Regions from separate parts of the Homo sapiens genome. Here region 2 is linked to region 1. The links are chromatin loops, found by intact Hi-C in ENCODE. Cell type or tissue: PC-9. All regions are shown on one strand. Each heading gives the region's core, and the rest is flanking DNA. Links, peaks and the distances in the headings are about the cores only.

What was found. Peaks named below come from ENCODE experiments on the same cell type or tissue, not always from the same donor. Only the 100,000 strongest peaks of a DNase experiment are listed, where the experiment ranks them.
Region 2: a loop joins it to region 1, with 11 times the contacts of the local background. A loop is called at or near these places in 5 of 110 quality-filtered maps.

Annotation. Positions count from the first base shown.
Region 1 is chr20:56,243,519-56,252,006 of GRCh38, reverse strand. MC3R (melanocortin 3 receptor) reads right to left here and starts at 3,275. Exons shown (of 1, transcript NM_019888.3): 1 at 2,192-3,275. The coding sequence starts at 3,163. The coding sequence ends at 2,192. RefSeq lists a silencer at 3,805-3,874. In PC-9, for the core only: CTCF peaks have their summits at 2,283, 2,484 (motif pointing right), 3,683 and 3,883 (motif pointing left); a DNase peak (open chromatin) is centred at 3,816; H3K27me3 peaks cover 3,800 bases.
Region 2 is chr20:56,512,178-56,520,665 of GRCh38, reverse strand. RTF2 (replication termination factor 2) reads right to left here. Exons shown (of 9, transcript NM_016407.5): 6 at 7,238-7,351; 7 at 3,677-3,731; 8 at 3,465-3,560; 9 at 1,217-2,579. The coding sequence ends at 2,401. It also overlaps the pseudogene GCNT7. Among named protein-coding and RNA genes, the nearest start is that of FAM209A, 8.3 kb to the left of the region's middle. RefSeq lists enhancers at 7,597-8,404, 8,405-8,488. In PC-9, for the core only: CTCF peaks have their summits at 4,158 and 4,360; no DNase peak of the experiment used is centred there.

The DNA of each region.
Region 1 (8,488 bases), core at 349-8,348:
TAGAAATGCAGACTCTTAGTCCCTACCTTGGACCTGCCGAATCAGATTCTGCACTTGCACAGGATCCCAGGTGATGCTCGTGGGCCTTCCAGTTTGGAAGTGCCCCTGCAAGCTAAAACATACAGGGAGGAGAGGGGGACTAGTTTTGATGATGAAAACCTGCTGGCAGCAGCATATTGGTGCAAAAGGACATCAGCCCCAGGATGCAGAATATACCATGACCCTAACTAGGTGGGTGCTCCTGGACAACCATATCACCCCTCCAAGGCTAAATTTCTTCATTTGTAAAATGACTCACCTATTTTAGAGGTTTGCTAATGGGATAAAATGAAATAGTGTGAAAACTGATATAAGAGTGAAAAGTAAGTTATTTTTATCTTGTTTACATAGAAAAAAGACATAATCCCTATAGCTATTCATATCACTTTCAAGTAATTAGATTCCCCATTCTCTACATTTACCCACTGAGCGGCCATGGAAAGTCCTGTAATTTAGTGTCTTGATTAAAATAATGGAGAACGACAGTGGCCCGGGAACCACAAACCTGGTATTTTTGGAAACTAAATGGGAGAGTTTTGTAGTTTGGCTAAAAGGCATTGCCCTAGAAAAGACTAGCACTGTGATCAATGGAGCTGTTTATGCCACTTACAAAGTCATCACTGAATTGCAGTGAAACATACCATGGCCGTGTGCAGGAGTCACCAGAATGATTCCAGGGTGTATTTCAATGTAACACACGTTTAGCAGCCATAAAAGCTTTTTATTATTTCCAAACATCATAACCAAAGCAAGAAAGGAATGGTTTTGCTTATATTAGCAGAAAATCTTCAAGTATTAAAGAACCCCAGTATATGCTAGTGCAAGATAAACACACAATTGCACCCCAAGACACAGCTTAATATAAGAATTTGTGACAGGGGGAGATATGGGGACAGCCAGAAAGCACAAATTGAAGTTATCTTGGGCAGAAAAGGATCTGACAATGCGAGCACTAGTCAGCCAGTCTCACCCTTTGCTCCCAGGAATGAATTCCTGTACTTGATAGGATATAGACATTGATAACAGGGTCACTCAACTTTAACACAATGCCAAGCAAAAAGGGAAAAGAACAAAAAAACTTTCTCTTTCATAGATAATATTGAAGAAGTCCTGTGATAGAGATGCAATTACTATAAGCAAAAACAAGGGCTCCCAAGAAAGTCACACAGTGGTTCTACGGTTTCTCAAACTATCTTAAGCTACAGTAAAGCAATTTCTTGTGATACACACACACACACACACACACACACACACACACACACACGTATATACATGTACCCCAACCCATGATTTCCTTTCTTGTTTTAAAGGCTAAAAGTAAATGATAGAAAAAAAGAAGTTATTTTAAAAAGATTAATCTATACCTTAAAATAGCAAGGTATCAAAATACACGTACACAAGTATATTCTGATTGTCCAAAGCACTTTCTCTCTTTCGTTAGAGTTTTGAAGGTTGTCTTAGATTTAATCCATAAAAACAAAACAACAACACACACCAACACAACAACAGAAAAATAGAAGTGGGTTACATCCTCATGCTACCTTTGGGGGTGGGGACAACTGAAGGGATATGGGGGTAAGAAAAGGGGAAAACGGCATAGCATTGCTCCTTTCACAAAGAGACAATTGTCTAACTGTAAATAGAATAATAGAGTAGAACTCAGTCTCCTACGGAGTTATAAGTGCAAAGCTATCTCTCCGTGTAGCTGGCAGCAGGAGGTCGTAGCTGTAACAGGTTTGCTTGCAAGAGATCTGAACCACCCTTATTGTTCATGAGAATCCTTCAGTCTGGTCTGGCCTGGAGCATGAAGACGTGGGTGTGGAGCAGATGAGCAGACAGGCGTCGCACACCCTGGGTGTTTGGAAATGAGTGCAGAGAGCATGCAGAGAAGCCTTCGCTGATTTCTCCCAGTGACTATTTGGGAAATCAGAGTTTGTGACTTACCCATCTTGGAATCCTTTCAGAGAATCTGTTGTTCACCAATTTTCCCCTTTAAAAGGCTTTGTAAACTTAAAAACAAACGACAAGTACAATCATGGCTGTTAACACATTTTTATATTTTCTAAGTATATATATTTTTCTTTCTAAACACCTCACGTGGATGGAAAGTCAAAAGTGACCCGACTGATGATCATTTCCATGGCCCTGCATCCTATCCCAAGTTCATGCCGTTGCAGCCACAGAGAATCTCCCTAAAGGTGTTGCGCAATTCCAGGCTCCGGAAAGCGTAGATGAGTGGGTCGATGACGGAGTTGCACATGATGAGGACCAGGTAGGTGTTGAAGTGGGCAGTGTAGCAGATGCAGTAGGGGTTGGTGGGGCAGGTGATGATGAGGACCAGGTGGAGGAAGAAGGGGGCCCAGCAGAAGATGAACACGCCCAGGAGAATGGTGATGGTGACTGCCCCCTTCATGCATGAGTGTTGCTGTGGGGCCACCCCGTCGGCAGGTGGCAGTGCTGCTATGCGCTTGACGTGCAGCCGCGCAAAGAGGAACATGTGCACGTAGAGGGTGCCCATGAGGAGCATCATGGCGAAGAACATGGTGATGAGGCACACAATGACCATTTTGCTCTCCGAGTAGACGATGAACACCACGCCACAGACGCCGCAGCAGACCCAGATGGCCACGATCAAGGTGAGGGCCTTCCTCACGGTCATGATGCTGTGGTAGCGGAGCGCGTAAAAGATGGTGACGTACCTGTCGACGGCGATGGCCAGGAGGTTGCAGATGGAGGCCACCAGGGAGATGCAGATCATGGAGTCGAAGATGTTGTCCATGTGCTGGATAAACTGGTCCTCGAAGGTCAGGTAGTCGCTGTGGACGATGGCGATCATGATGGTCTCCAGGGCATTGGACACACTTACCAGCATGTCGGCCACCGCCAGGCTGCAGAGAAAGAAGTACATCGGGGAGTGCAGGTTGCCGTTCCTGACCACGGCCAGGATAACCAGGATGTTTTCCAGCAGACTGACGATGCCCAGAGACAGGAAAACCTCGGGCTTGATGAAGACCTGCTCACAGAAGGCGCTGCTGCTCTGGTTGCTGAAGAAAGGGGCTTGGAGGTGCTCCGAGCCATTAGGCAGTGTTGGCTGAACAGAGGGCAGGCAGCACGAAGCATTCATTGCTGTCAGAAGGGCTGATCCGAGCTGGGGCTCCAGCAGGGTCCGTAGGAAGCTGCTGCTGCTCACAGGAAAGACAAAATCTCCCTCCAGATACGTCTTTTGGATGCTCATTCAATCTGGCCTTAGAGTTTATTCTCCTCTAGAATAAAAGGATGGGGAGGGTAGAGAGACAGATAGTGAGAGAGGGTGGAGGAAGAGACAGAGAGAGAGAGAGACATACACACAGAGAGAAAGAGCGAAGGGGGAAGAGAGAGAGAGAGGGAGAGTAGCTAGTTAGTAGCTAGCATGCAAGTTTGTAGCTTGGAGACATAGGGAGAACTTTGCTGTTCCAGGAGGAGCAGTTTTTATCTTGTTTACATAGAAAAAATACACCATAGGGTCTCTTACCAGCTGTCTTCCTTCTGTCTCCCTCTCACCCCTCTGTTTGTCTCTCCTCACTTCCCCACCTGGGAACAGAAAACCTGCCACCGGCTGCTACAGTTACAGCTCTTTTCATGGCAAGACAGGGGATGTGTTACTTGTCGCTAGAAGTGAAGGGAGAACACTCAGGTTTTTCATATTGGCCAAGGGCAAACAACTCCTACTTAATCTTCAGCGCAGCAGAATGACCACTGAGCATCGGGCACCTCTCTGACTGACAGCAGGTACCTGGCCCTGAGGATTCTGCAGGGAGATTAAGAAGCAGACTAGTGCCCTCTGCAGGCCGCACGGCTGTCTGCTTGCTGGCTTGGCTTAGCCCTTTGTGTTTGTCATGGAAACTGCCACAGGCATCCACTCATCTGTTCATTTGTTTGTTTATTTGTTAGTTCATTCATTTGTTGTTGTTGTTTAGCAAACATTTATTGAGCGCCTACTATGTGTCAGGTCTCTGCTGAGTGCAGGAAATACAGTGGTGAGCAAGACAACAGCCACTATCTCAGGCTTCCCCGAACTCAGAGTCTGGGGTGGAAGAAGAGGAATCAATAAATGCTTGAATCAGGAAAGTCCAGGAAACCAGGGATGCAAAGAGGAAGAGCCCTAACCCGGACTGTCAAAGTTCCTGGAGGAAGGAGCACCTATGCTTTGACTTCAAGGAGGAAGAGGTCATATCCAGTTTGGGGTGGGTGGTGGGGTGGGGGCTGGAGCTGGAGGAGGTAGAAGAGGACTCCAGGCAGAGGGAATCACACGTCTGCAGCCTGGAGGCAGAGAGCACCCTGGCCATAGAAGTCATCACAGATTGTGGATGTGGAGATCCCATTTGACCCGCGGAGTCAGAATCACCCAGGTGTAAGACCTGAACAAGTGTGTTTGCAATTTTTGACAGGTGAGCTGGGGCATAGTCACAGTTGAGCTCCACTGAAAAAGAATCTTGGGCTTTTGAAAGTGCTGAAAGTAGTCTGCTCTGGTCAGAGCATGGAAATAGGAGACACAATCTGAGAAATGAGGCTGCACAGTTTCTTAAAAAGTTGAGAGGTGCCTGAATCCTGAAGGACAGCCTCAGCCAGATGTGAGAATTTGGACAGTACCTTGACAGCAATGGGGACTGTGGAAGAAACATAGGTAGGGCAGGAATGAGATGGGGTCTGCATTTTAGAAATATTCCTGGTTGCAGGGTGGAGAATGAATTAGACAGACTGAGCATGTAGGCCAGGGAGTCCGGGGCAGAGGGTGTTGCAAAGACCCAGGGTGAGATGATGGTGGCCTGGAGCAAGGGAGTGGCCATGGGGACTTGGAAGACTTGGAGGGTGGTCAGAGAGATTCAGAAGGTTGGATAATGCAGCTTCAGAACTGATGGGTTATGGGATCATGGGAGAGGGAGCAGTCAGAAACACCTGTACTTCTTTCTTACATAATGGGGAGGATGGAGATGTTTTAAGCTGGAAAATGTGAAAGGCAGAAGTTAGCAGGTGGCCTACTAATGTAGTGTTGTTCTTGGAAGTATGGTTTAACACTTGGTCCATGTTAGATCTGATTCCCCATGTAGATCATATGAACTCAGAAAACACTGAGTCTTCTCATCCCTACACACACACACACACACACACACACACACACACACGCACATTCTAGGTGAATTAATGATCCATCTCTCCATGTAACTATGTATGTGTGTGTAGGTGTGAGAAATATTAAAAATATGCATATGGAAATAGAAGAAAACTTAGGATCCTTGGGGTGGAAAGATCTTAAGCAAGATGAGCAATCCAAAATTTAGTATGGAAAAACACCCTGAACTAAGTTAAAAGAAAAACAGAATGAAAATATTTGCTATAGGTAAAGTTACTATCTCTTACATACAAAGACTACTTTCACATTAACTAGAAAAAGATAAATTACCCCTAAGAAAATTGGGCAAAGGATATAAATAATAATTTACTGAAGAGAAGATGCAAATGGTTAATAAACATGAAAAGATGTGAAGCCATCTAGGAAGTTGGGGAAATGCCAGTCAAAATGAGATTTTAATATCGTTTTCCCAGCTAGATTGACAAGAGATAAAAAGATGCAAAATTCAGGTAAGAATATCGGGAGGACACTCTCATGCATTTCTAGTGTTTGTGAATAGTTTCACCATTTGGCAGTTCTTACTAAAATAAAAAAAAAGCCTGTTGGTATGAGTTTCTGTCTATGAACTGAGGGGCATGAGAAATACTTTTGTTTATTTGCTTTTTTTAAAAAAATATTTTGTCAAGAGCATGAGTTTAAGTTGCCCTGAATATACATTTCCACTTCTGTTTATTTTCAACAGAACGACTTAATTTCTGATGCCAAGCCACCATTCTTCTAGGTTGGAAAAAAACACATTCTTAATCCTTTTGGGAACTTCTCTTACCCTCAGGGTCACATCCAGTCTGTGGTTTCAAGGGCATGAGTCATACATGTAAAGCTAGACTATAAGGCAGGGACCATTCATTATCTACTAGGTCTTTTCCTGCTCTGTGCTTGGCACGTGCTGAGCACTGACCACCTTTTCCTGCTTTCATTCTCTGGTCGTGTGCATCCTTCAAAGAGAGCAGCTGGGACCTAGTACTTAAAATCTGTGTCCTCAGAGGTATCATCATCACTCATGAGTGTTTATTTGGTCTTCTCCAAACACTACTTCCCACTTTCCTGGGGGAGTTGCACAGATGCAGCATTACGTTTTAACTGAATCTTGCATGAATGAATTGGCTTTATTAATAACAATTGTAGGACATGACAGTCTCTGTCAGTGTTTACCGTATGTTGTTGGCATATGTGGGGGTGTCTGTTTTGAATCAGTTATAATAAATGTAACAAGGAGATTCTTATTCTAGGAGATAATGAACCCAGGTGGTCTCTTTGCCTGAAAAGCTCTTCCTCAATTTTGTGACTGGTATACCCTCCTTATTCTTCAAGATCCAGCTTAAATGTCAACTATTTTTTACAGCTTTTCTTAAATTTCATACACTAATTTACCACCCTTTCTCCTTGCTGACAAGCTGACAGGGTTCAGTACTCCTTCCCCACTCTCAAAAGCACAAGCAACAAGAGAAAAAAAAAGTGGGCCAGGCATGGTGGCTCATGCCTGTAATCCTAGCACTTTGGGAGGCTGAGGCAGGTGGATCACCTGAGGTCAGGAGTTTAAGACCAGCCTGGCCAACATGGCAAAACCCTGTCTCCTCTACTAATAATACAAAAATTAGCCAGGTGTGGTGGTGCACGCCTATAATCCCAGCTACTCGAGTGGCTGAGACAAGAGAATTGCTTGAACCCAGGTATCAGAGGTTGTAGTGAGCTGAGATTGCACCACTGCACTCCAGCCTGGGCAACAGAGCGAACGAGACACTGTCTCAAAAAAAAAAAAAAAAAAGTAAATTGGACTTCCTCAAAATTAACAACTTTTGTGTTTTAAAAGATGCCACAAAAATGAGAAGACAACACAAAGAATGGGAGAAAGTAATTACAAATCAGATATCTGATAAGGGACATGTATCTGGAATACATAGAGAACATTTACAATTTAATATTATAACAAAAAGACATATTGCCCAATTTAATGATTGGAAGCAAAGGATTTGAATAGACATTTCACCGAGGAAGATATCACATGTCCAACAAGCACATGAAAAAAGACTCAATATGATTAGTCATTAGTGAAAATACTAAAATACACTAAAAATCCATTGAATTGTCCACTTTAGGTGAATTGTATGGTATATTGACGCTATCTCAACAAAGCTGTTTTAAAAATGACATGCAGAATATTGCATAATTAGAGGTCACATCCATGCCACGAAAAGGGGGACAGTTTGGCCAGCAGTCATGTTAGAACACAACGATTAGATTTTATTATAAATATGAACTTTTCATGAGGGGCAGATGCTGCTGATGCCTGTGTCCCTGCACCCAGCTTACCTCTGATTTCAACAGCCGTTTGCTGGACAGCTCCCCCAGTTCCGTGGGAGCTCAGATTCAACTTACACTGCCAGGGTGCCACTTTAAGGGTGACGAACACATTCTGCCCCAGAGTCTTCCCTGGTGTGTGTGTGTGTGGCATTCCTCATCTGACAAAGTTCAACCTGGAAATGAGGGGGGAGTAAATGACCCCAGGGGCAACGCTCAACTAATGAGGGCCAGAGGCAATAGATACATTCTTCAGCTCCCCCATCCTGCAGGTGGACAATGGCAGATGCTGTGTATGCTTCCCAGATATCCCCTGAACCTCCATCACCTACTGCAACTGCTTGATAATGTGTCTTATAATTGGCTTTTGCTCCGTATCCATCTCATTCTCTCTAAGCCCTCAGACCTGTTTCCCAGGATCACCTCTCAAATAAATTACATGCTCCCAAGTCTCTGTCACAAGTTCAGCTTTAGGGGAATAGGGTCCAAATTAAGGACTACAGAAGACCTCCTGTGCACCAGGCTTCTTTGGCATACTCTTTCCCTTGCTTGATTACTTACTCCTAGAAGTCAGGGCTGTGGGTTGTCCACACAATACCTATTCTCTTCTTCCTCACCAATGGACTCCTGCTTTACTGGGGCAAGAGCATGTCCAGCTGCAATACTAATGTGCCAGCCTCCCTTGAAGACCAGGTAGCTACATGATCCAATACTTGACAGTGATGTAAGGGAAGTCTTCTATGGAAGTTCCAGGGAGGCAATTCAAGTAACCCAGCCAGCAAACTTCAACAGGCACAAACTCTTCTGCTCTTGACTGTTTCTCCTTTTTACTGCCTGGAATGATGATGTAAAGGCTGGAGCTCTATCCCTCATTTTATAAGTGTGAAGACAAGGGCCTGATCCTGTGAATGTGGAGCCCAAACCTGAAAGACTTCTGAATCTCAGATGACTTTAGAGAGAGGTAGTCCCAGCCCTGAATTG
Region 2 (8,488 bases), core at 291-8,290, 270 kb before region 1:
AATAGATGCTATTTTGGAGAATTTCAACATCTTTTCAATTTTCTCCTCCCAGCTCCCTCCTTGGTGGAAAGCAGCTTGGGTCCTGGAGGTGGACGGAGGAGGAGGGAGAGCTAGGAGATGCCCCACTTTCCTCTTGGGCACAGCACCTGAACCCGTGGTCTCGGCGCCTGGGTGGGAGCCTGCCCCAGCCGCCACTGATTCCTTCATTTGGTACGGACTGAATGGGGAGAAGGTGCGGTGTGGCCAGGCAGAACTGTCATTCGCCTTGCTGCTTTGGGCCTCAGGCACCTCACCTATAAAGTGGGGGATGGCCATCTTCCCATTGCACTGGGTGGCTGGGGAGTCCCAGGGGAAGAAGCCTGTCAAGTGCTTGGCTGCTCAGTGAGCCCTAAAAATAATGCGAATGATCAGCCCTCCCCAGCCGTTGGTGTATTGAGGCCTCATGCCCAGCAGGAGCACAGATCATGGATACCTTCTTCCCTCAAGCTGGCCAGGAGCCTTGAAGAGTGGTGCCTTAGCAAAATATTAAAGGCTGGCTAGAAATCTCCAAGGAAACCCTGATCCCTCCTGCATGGATGGTCCTGAGGGCAGCTGGAGGGAGGCCCACAGCCTGTTTATTTCAGAGAGGCCCAAAGCAGAGGACTTTGAGATGCTGTAATTTTTGTGTTGAGGATGCTGTGACTCAGTTACCAGAAAAAACTGGACACAGTCAATACATTCAATGCAAAATAAAACTGATTCAGGCTAACATTCAGAAAACCGAACCTGGTAAAAATAATGGTCATTAAAAGAAAAGGGGGCCCAGGCAGCGTGGCTCACGCCTGTAATCCCAGCACTTTGGAAGGCCGAGGCGGGCAGATTGCTTGGTCCCAGAAGTTTAAGACCAGCCTGTGCAACATGGCGAAACCTCATCTCTACAAAAAATAGCAAAATTAGCCGGGTGCGGTAGTGCGCACCTATAATCCCAGCTACTCGGGAGGCTGAGGGGGGTGGATCACCTGAGCCCAGGAGGTCAAGGCTATGGTGAGCCATGATCATGCCACTGCACTCCAGCCTGGATGACAGAGTGAGACCCTGTTTCAAAATTTAAAAAAAAAAAAAAAAAAAAAGGGGGAAATAAAAACAATGAGAAAATGGTTGAGTTTGGCTGTATAGAAAATTGGGGAAATTAAATGGCTAATCCAGGTTTGTTCTGGAAAAGTCCATGACAAAAACGCATCACTTAATTTTTATTAAAATGCTCTATACTCACAATGTCAAAATATCCTTGGGGCCAAACCTTCCCATCAACTGTGAAGCCGGGAACCACACAGGGTTTGAGAAAAAGCAGGGCCACACATGGTTCTCCCTTGCTGGCCTCTCCCTGGAGTTCTGCCCACGTGTCTGTGTCTCCCACAGAACCTGCCTGTTCACCTCCCACCATTCACCTCCCACAGCTCCTTCTGCTTCTGAAGGAAACCCAGGGCCCCGGGGTCTGTATAGAGAACCAGTCACTATCTCAGTCATACCACCGTGTGCAGAAAGCCACGCAGAGGCCTGTGGCTCTTGGTTCTTCATTAGGAGTCTCATGAGAAGTTTCACTAGCTATTGACGTCAACACAACTTATAGGCAGATAAAATGCACCTCTTTTTGGGTACGATTCTCCCTTTACCATCTGCTGGAGGAGAGAAGGGTGGGTTCTTCTGACTTCATGGAATGACTCCTGTAATCACCAATGCAACGGCTGCAATGTTCTTACCCAAGCATGAGCAGAAGGTAGAAAAGATAAAAACACAGAGGAGAGAAGAGGCAGACCAGCTTTATTTTTGAACCCAATCACTGGGTGCCCAACTATGACTCTGCTATCTTCGAAATGATGAGATGGGGCACACTCCCCTAACAGTATTTAGCTAGACCAACAAGGATCCTGGCTCCTCCCAGGGCTGTAGCAGAGGGACGAGGCCCTTCGAAGCTTCTAGTGGGCACAGTGTATTTGAAATCCATCCTTTTTAAAGCCCAGTTTCACTTGGCCTACTTGATTTATTGCTGGTAGCAAGATCATTAGAATTTTAGTTAATTAATATGTGCCAACTCTGCACCGGTGAGGACTCTGGAGTCTCTTGTTACTGCAAGCATAAAAAGTGCAGCCCACAGGGCTTCCTGGCCATGGAAAGGACCAAATGCACCTGCAGGTGGAAGCAAGCATGACCTCGGGCCACTGTGCAGCCCCTCCCATGTCCCCCCTGGAACCGACACGCCTCACATCAAGAGTGGCCACACCAGCTTGAAGGCTGGCCAGGACAGCTTTATGACACAGAACTATAGAGAGAACACACAGCAGCGCACTCAGAGGCACAAAGCGACCTGCCTACGTGGAAACTAAACAACCTTCTGGGGCAGGAGCGGTGGCAGTGCGGGCTTCAGAAGCAGTAGGACGTGTGGGTGACCCAGTGGGCAGACTCCTCCTTGGAGCGCTTGGCGGAGCTGTGAGTGGTAAAGAGGGACTTGTAGGCCTCCGATTCTTCACTGTCAGCGATGGACCTCTTTGTGGCTCCACACGGAGGCTTCCCAGCTTTTCCAGAAGAGCTCTCATTCATTGCTAGAAAAATGAAGAGCCAAAACTGTCAGGGTTGGGATAAAGATGATTCTAAACTTCGCATCCTCAGAAGGGAAGCCCATCAGTCACTCTGTCCCAGACGTTCTCTTGCTGGCTGTGTGAGTGCTGGCGGACGTCATCTTAATTGCCAACTCCAGCAAAGCAGACACAGCACAACACATCTATCATTTACTGTCTTGCTCTGTCGCAGACACTGGTCCCAGCCCCGTGAATGACTTAGATTGTCCTGATGAGGCAGGGCCTGCGTTCCAGGGGAGGAAATGGGCACAGGAACCTGAGTGGCTGTCCCATGTAGAGCCGGGATGGGAGCCTGTCAGCCACCCTGGATGCTACTTAGAGCACAAGATCACACACTCTTAACAATGAATCTGTATTTTTCTTTTTGTGAAATAAATGGTATTTTCTTTGAGTTACAGAGAGTGAGTTTTAGGAGAAACTGATCCTTGGTCAAGAGGCAGCAGAGAGGGGACTCTGAGAGCCACACGTGGAGCCCATGAAAGCCCCAAGAGTAAAGAAACTGGGGGCATTCCCCGCAGGCCCTGAGCCACAGTCCATCTGACAGTCTCTGTGCAACATCTGAGCCAGTTCTCAGCGCAACCTCTTTTGCTTGGCACCAAGCACTTACTCGACAGGAATCTAAACAACCAGCATTTGTGCCCAGACCCCATCACTCCTGCCACGGCTCCTGATGAGGGTGTGTTCAATATTTCTTAGTTACCCCCCTAAAGAGAGTTCAGTGCACTCTCTAGAGACATGACATAGGACAGGCTTGGGCTTCCCATCCACCCACTCCAGTGAAACCTGGACTCGGCCACCTGGGTTTCCAGCCTTCTCGAAACAGCTCCCTGTAGCTACAACAGGACCCACCTGTGCTTTTGGGAGCCAAGTTGGTTTTCTTCTCTCTAGAATCAAGGCTGGCTTCTTCAGGCTTCCCTGTCTTAACTTTTGATGGCCCTGGGGCTTCTGTAAAAGAAACAAAGTAGGCAAAGCAAAAACAATGCAAAACAAAGCATGAACATATTAGCAGACTGCCCTAGAGTCGCATTTTGCTAAAATAAGGATCTCTTGAAGGATCTTACCTTCACTGACATCTGGTTTTGAAACAGACTCTGCTGCCTTGGGTTTCTTTGTTTTCTACAAAAAGATAGAGAATGTTGGAGGCTGTGCTCAGATTCACTCCACTTCAGCGTCAGTGTGGCTGCCCATTGTCCCGGGTGCCCTGTCTGACTGACCGATGCTAGTCACATGAGACAGACAGTCACTCTGAAGAAGGCTTTTGATGTTCCGTAACTCCTAAAGCCTTCACCCTCTGCATGTGACACCAGTCATGCACTTCTGCCTCACACAAAAATGTATCTGCACAGAGCTGCTCACTTTTATATTTACATCTCCCAAATCACATTTGCAAAAATTTAAATGAGGCTGACAGATTTCAGTAATAAGGGCCAATGTTGATGGTGACAACTGTATACAAAAGCGCACTTAAATGAGTAACACAGAGTATATATGGGTATGTGAAGTCCAGCCAGCATAAACACCAACTAAATCTTGCACATTCCACTAACTTTTTTTCAAAGCTGTCAAACTGCTTTGGTATTTGTTATTCAAGTGTAAGGCCTTGAAGTTTATATTAAAGACAGTTGAGCTAATTCTTCTAAACTCAAAACTACTCTTGTTAGATTTCCAGGCACTAGAATTCTGCTACTCATAATAGTTATTTTGATCAGCAATAATAAAACAAACCATTCTACGGTCACACAGCTGCGTTGGAATTGATTTAATCGCAGAAATGACAAGTAGGACTATGTTCATTTAATTTACTTTAAAATGTCAATTTCCTAAGCATCCAAAAGGTGGCACTAAAAATAGGCAGCCTGATTACTTCAGCCATCTCCCAGCACTGAGCATTAAAGAAAGACCTCTCAGGCCTTGAATTTCTAACATATACATGCAGTGTGATTTATAACAGAACATAAAGACCTTCTGTGCATTTCACACATGCAATGCAAGCATTCACATCTGTGAAAACTGATACTCGGTCCTTCAAACAAATAAGAGACAACTGTTTACTTCTAAGCCCTCCATTCACAGCTGAGGTTATTTGAAAAGCACAGGCAAGAAGGAGTTAGAGAGGAAATGTTATATCTTGCTTCCAGCTGCAAGTGTATTTGGGAAATATTTTGGTATCCTGGTAGCAGTAGCTATGAGGTATTCCCAGAAGCTCTGGAGAATATTTTGCAGAGAGGAGCATGTTAGTCCCACTGGGCTTTGAATTAACTTGGCAGGAAACCTGTGACAGAGAAAACTCACGAAAGCAAAATGGTCAAAGGGAATATGAACATTTCTAGTAGTTTCCTTTGAAATGCATTTTTTCCGTGTGTGTGTGTGTGTGTGTGTGTGTGTCTCTGTCTGAGACAGAATCTCACTGTGTGTGTGTGTGTGTGTGTGTGTGTGTGTGTGTGTGTGTGTCTCTCTCTCTCTCTCTCTCTCTCTGTCTGAGACAGAATCTCACTCTGTTGCCCAGGCTGAAGTGCAGTGGTACGATCTTGGCTCACTGCAACCTCCGCCTCCCAAGTTCAACCAATTCTTCCGCCTCAGCCTCTGGAGTACATGGGATTACTGGCGCACGCCACCACATCCAGCTAATTTTTGTATTTTTAGTAGAGATGGGGTTTCACCATGTTGGCCAGGCTGGTCTCGAACTCCTGACCTCAAGTGATCTGCTTGCCTCGGCCTCCCAAAGTGCTGGGATGAAAGGTGTGAGCCACGGCACCCGGCTGCCCTTTTGTGTTTTTTAAAACTGAGCTTGATCAATGGTAGCAATTAAGAACAGGGAGATGGCTTTTGGCAACTGTCCTTAGTTAAAAAGACCTCAAACTTAGTTTCCCTCTTTTTTTCTCTCTTACAATAATGAAATCATAGTAATTTAGAAAACCAACTTAGAATTAACACACTTTATATAAGATACACATGTATTTACTTTTCAACCTGAACACAGCATTTCAATGGCCAAGCGGCTTTTTTTTTTTTTTTAGAGGGAGTCTGTCAGGCTGGAGTGCAGAGGTGCGATCTCGGCTCACTGCAACCTCCGCCTTCCGGGTTCAAGTGATTCCCCTGCCTCAGTCTCCCCAGTAGCTGGCATTACAGGCACACGCCACCACGCCCGCCTACCAAGTGACTCTTTAAACAGTTGTTAGGAATGTTGTATTAACATCTTATAATATTGCTCCACGGAGTATTTCTACTCGCATCTGAATTCAGAGTTTGGGCACCGTTCCTTGAACTACAGAGCCATTTTCAGACATTATTTTCTACCTAAGTAAAACGATGAAGGGAGAAAATACAAATGCCTTTGGCTCTTTCTGATCATTCTGGATCCATGCATAATGGTAATACTGCTACCATGTGCTCAAGCCTCGGCTTTTTAAAGCCTCACAACCACGAATTACACATTATTCCAGGGTGATACGGTCCTGTCTTGTTATGATTTTTTAAAAACCCCAAACCTCTGAAAAATCTTCAGGTACTCCATCACTCTCGCCTCGGACTGGCACTGGTAAAATGCACACCCACGCGAGGGCAGGCGATTTGTTTCATAATTTTATGTCCTCAGCCTACTGGAGCTAATTTTCTAGTACTTCAAGCATTCTTTTGCCTTAGTTCTGATCACATAAAGTTTTCTCCCTAGCTTATCCTGAACCCAACTTTTTTTTTTTTTAAAGAATAAGAAATTTGCCACTCACGAAAGGCCTGTATTCCATAGCTATCATCTGTAAACATGAACAACATTTACTGCTGGATGGGGAATCACCAGCGCATGGAAGAACTCTTGGTGGATGCGTTGTCTGGAGCCTGCTCACTCCGCCACGTTACTCAGCAATGCTTTCCCTGTTTCTGGATACCACGCTCCCTTCTGAACGATGAAGCATGAAGCACCACGCTCCATAAAAGACCCTCCCTCTCCCCGTGGGAGGGCTCAGGAAGGTGAGGGATTTGGCCCCCATTTTTGGGAAGGCTACTCATTAGCTCCTTGTTATTCAAAGTGTGACCCTGAGGAGTTGCATCCACACGCCCTGGGAGTGGGTGAGACGCACAGGCACCCAGGCCCACCCAGGCCTGCTGGAGCCCAGACTGCCAGGGCCCTCCCGAGCACATTCCAATCTGGGCAGCAGGGGAGCCTTACATTTTGCTGGGATGATGGTGACTTTTCATTTTTCCTTTGTTTTACAAGCTATGAGACCTGAGTATGTACTGCCTTAAATCAACAGCAACAGTAAGTGACAGCAGCAGCAACGGTGGTGGCTGCCCTTCCCCAAGGGCTTGCTGAGGCCGTGTCAGTGTCAGTGCTTTATGGCCATGGTCTCTGGAGCCTGCTGACAGCTCCGTGCCCTCGCATGCTGTCACTACCCCACTTCACTGATGAGAAAGCTCGGCGGGGAAGAGCAGAGCCGCCGTGCTCACCACAGCAAGGCAGTGCCTGGGCCTCAGCTGGAATCTGCTTCTACAGTCCAGGCCCTTCTAGGTTATAAAAATCGCCTTGATCATGCAAACCCCTAAGCAGCTGCCAGCTCAGTTCAGTGATTTGCAGTCGGCTCTGGAGCAGAGATGGGGGCTGGGCGGAACCTGAAGACTCCCATTACCTTTTCCAGCTTCGCTCTCAGCCTTCTCTCCTCCATCCTTGTCTTCAGCACGTCCACATCCTCCTTGGTGCCATTGAGCATGATGACATCATCCTCCTGGAAGGCAGCCCCACACTGGAGAGGGCAAACAAGAGAGGGCAGATTCCATCACCAGTCAATGGGGAGGCCACGCTTCAGTCCCCCACTCTCAGCCCCAAGCAGTGGCCCCCAGGCTCCGAGTAAATTCCTATTACCGGCTTTCTGGTCAAAGCCTTGGTTTGGAAAGTTCCCGCACACAGCAAAGTGTCAGCGTAGCAGGTTAAGAGTGCTATCACTTGCAAGGCTGGTGCCTGGATGGTGTCTGGGAACTTGGATTTTGGGAGGGTTCCCGCCATTTTTTAACTGACAAGAGTAGCTTGGCTCACCGTGCCTAGACCCTTTTGTATGAACAACGTGGTCTATGCTGACACCTACCTGCTTATGGGAGTGTGGAATTCTGGAACATGCTGGGCCGAGGGTATAAAGCCAGCCCTCAGCCAAAACTCTGGGTACTGAGTCTCTCATTTGCTTCCCTGGGCAAAAACATCACACGTGTTGCAGTTTCGTTGCGGGGGGAAGTATTCACTTCGTACAACCCCTTGAGGGAGGGAGTGCGCGTAAGGAAGCCCCACGTGGATTCCTCCAGACTCTGCTACATGCGCCTTTTCCCTTAACACCCAGCTGTGCATCCATACCACGCTGCTGCAGTGAATGTTAGTTGAATACAACCATATGCTAAGTCTCAAGTCTTTCAGAAAACCCCCAAGCATGACGGCAGCCTTGGGGGCGCCCAACACACCCCGGCAGAACAAGACTGCGAGCAGGGTCTAGACCATCCTGACAGTGTTGTGGTGGTAGAAACGCACACATACACACCAAAGGCATGCCCACACTCACAGAGCTGTCAGTGAGTGAGCCACCTCTGCAGAGGCTCCCTGTGACCATGCTGTCACTGGTGGGATCCCAGCACTCTTTCTGTGTTGGCTCCATGGCACTAATCATGACCTGGAGTCTTGTCTTCATCACTTTGTCTATGTTGTTTTCTTCCCTGCTGTGGCCCCAGCAGCTACCCAGTGCCTAGCACAGCAGAGGTGCTCACGGCTGGGGACAGGAAAAACAGGGAAAAAAAGAGAACGAGGAGTGGAGGTTCCCAGTCCTGCATTTTGAATTGAGATTTCTGCCACCATCTGTCTAGGCCACCTGGCTCAGGCCACACCACTTCTCTGGGCCTCA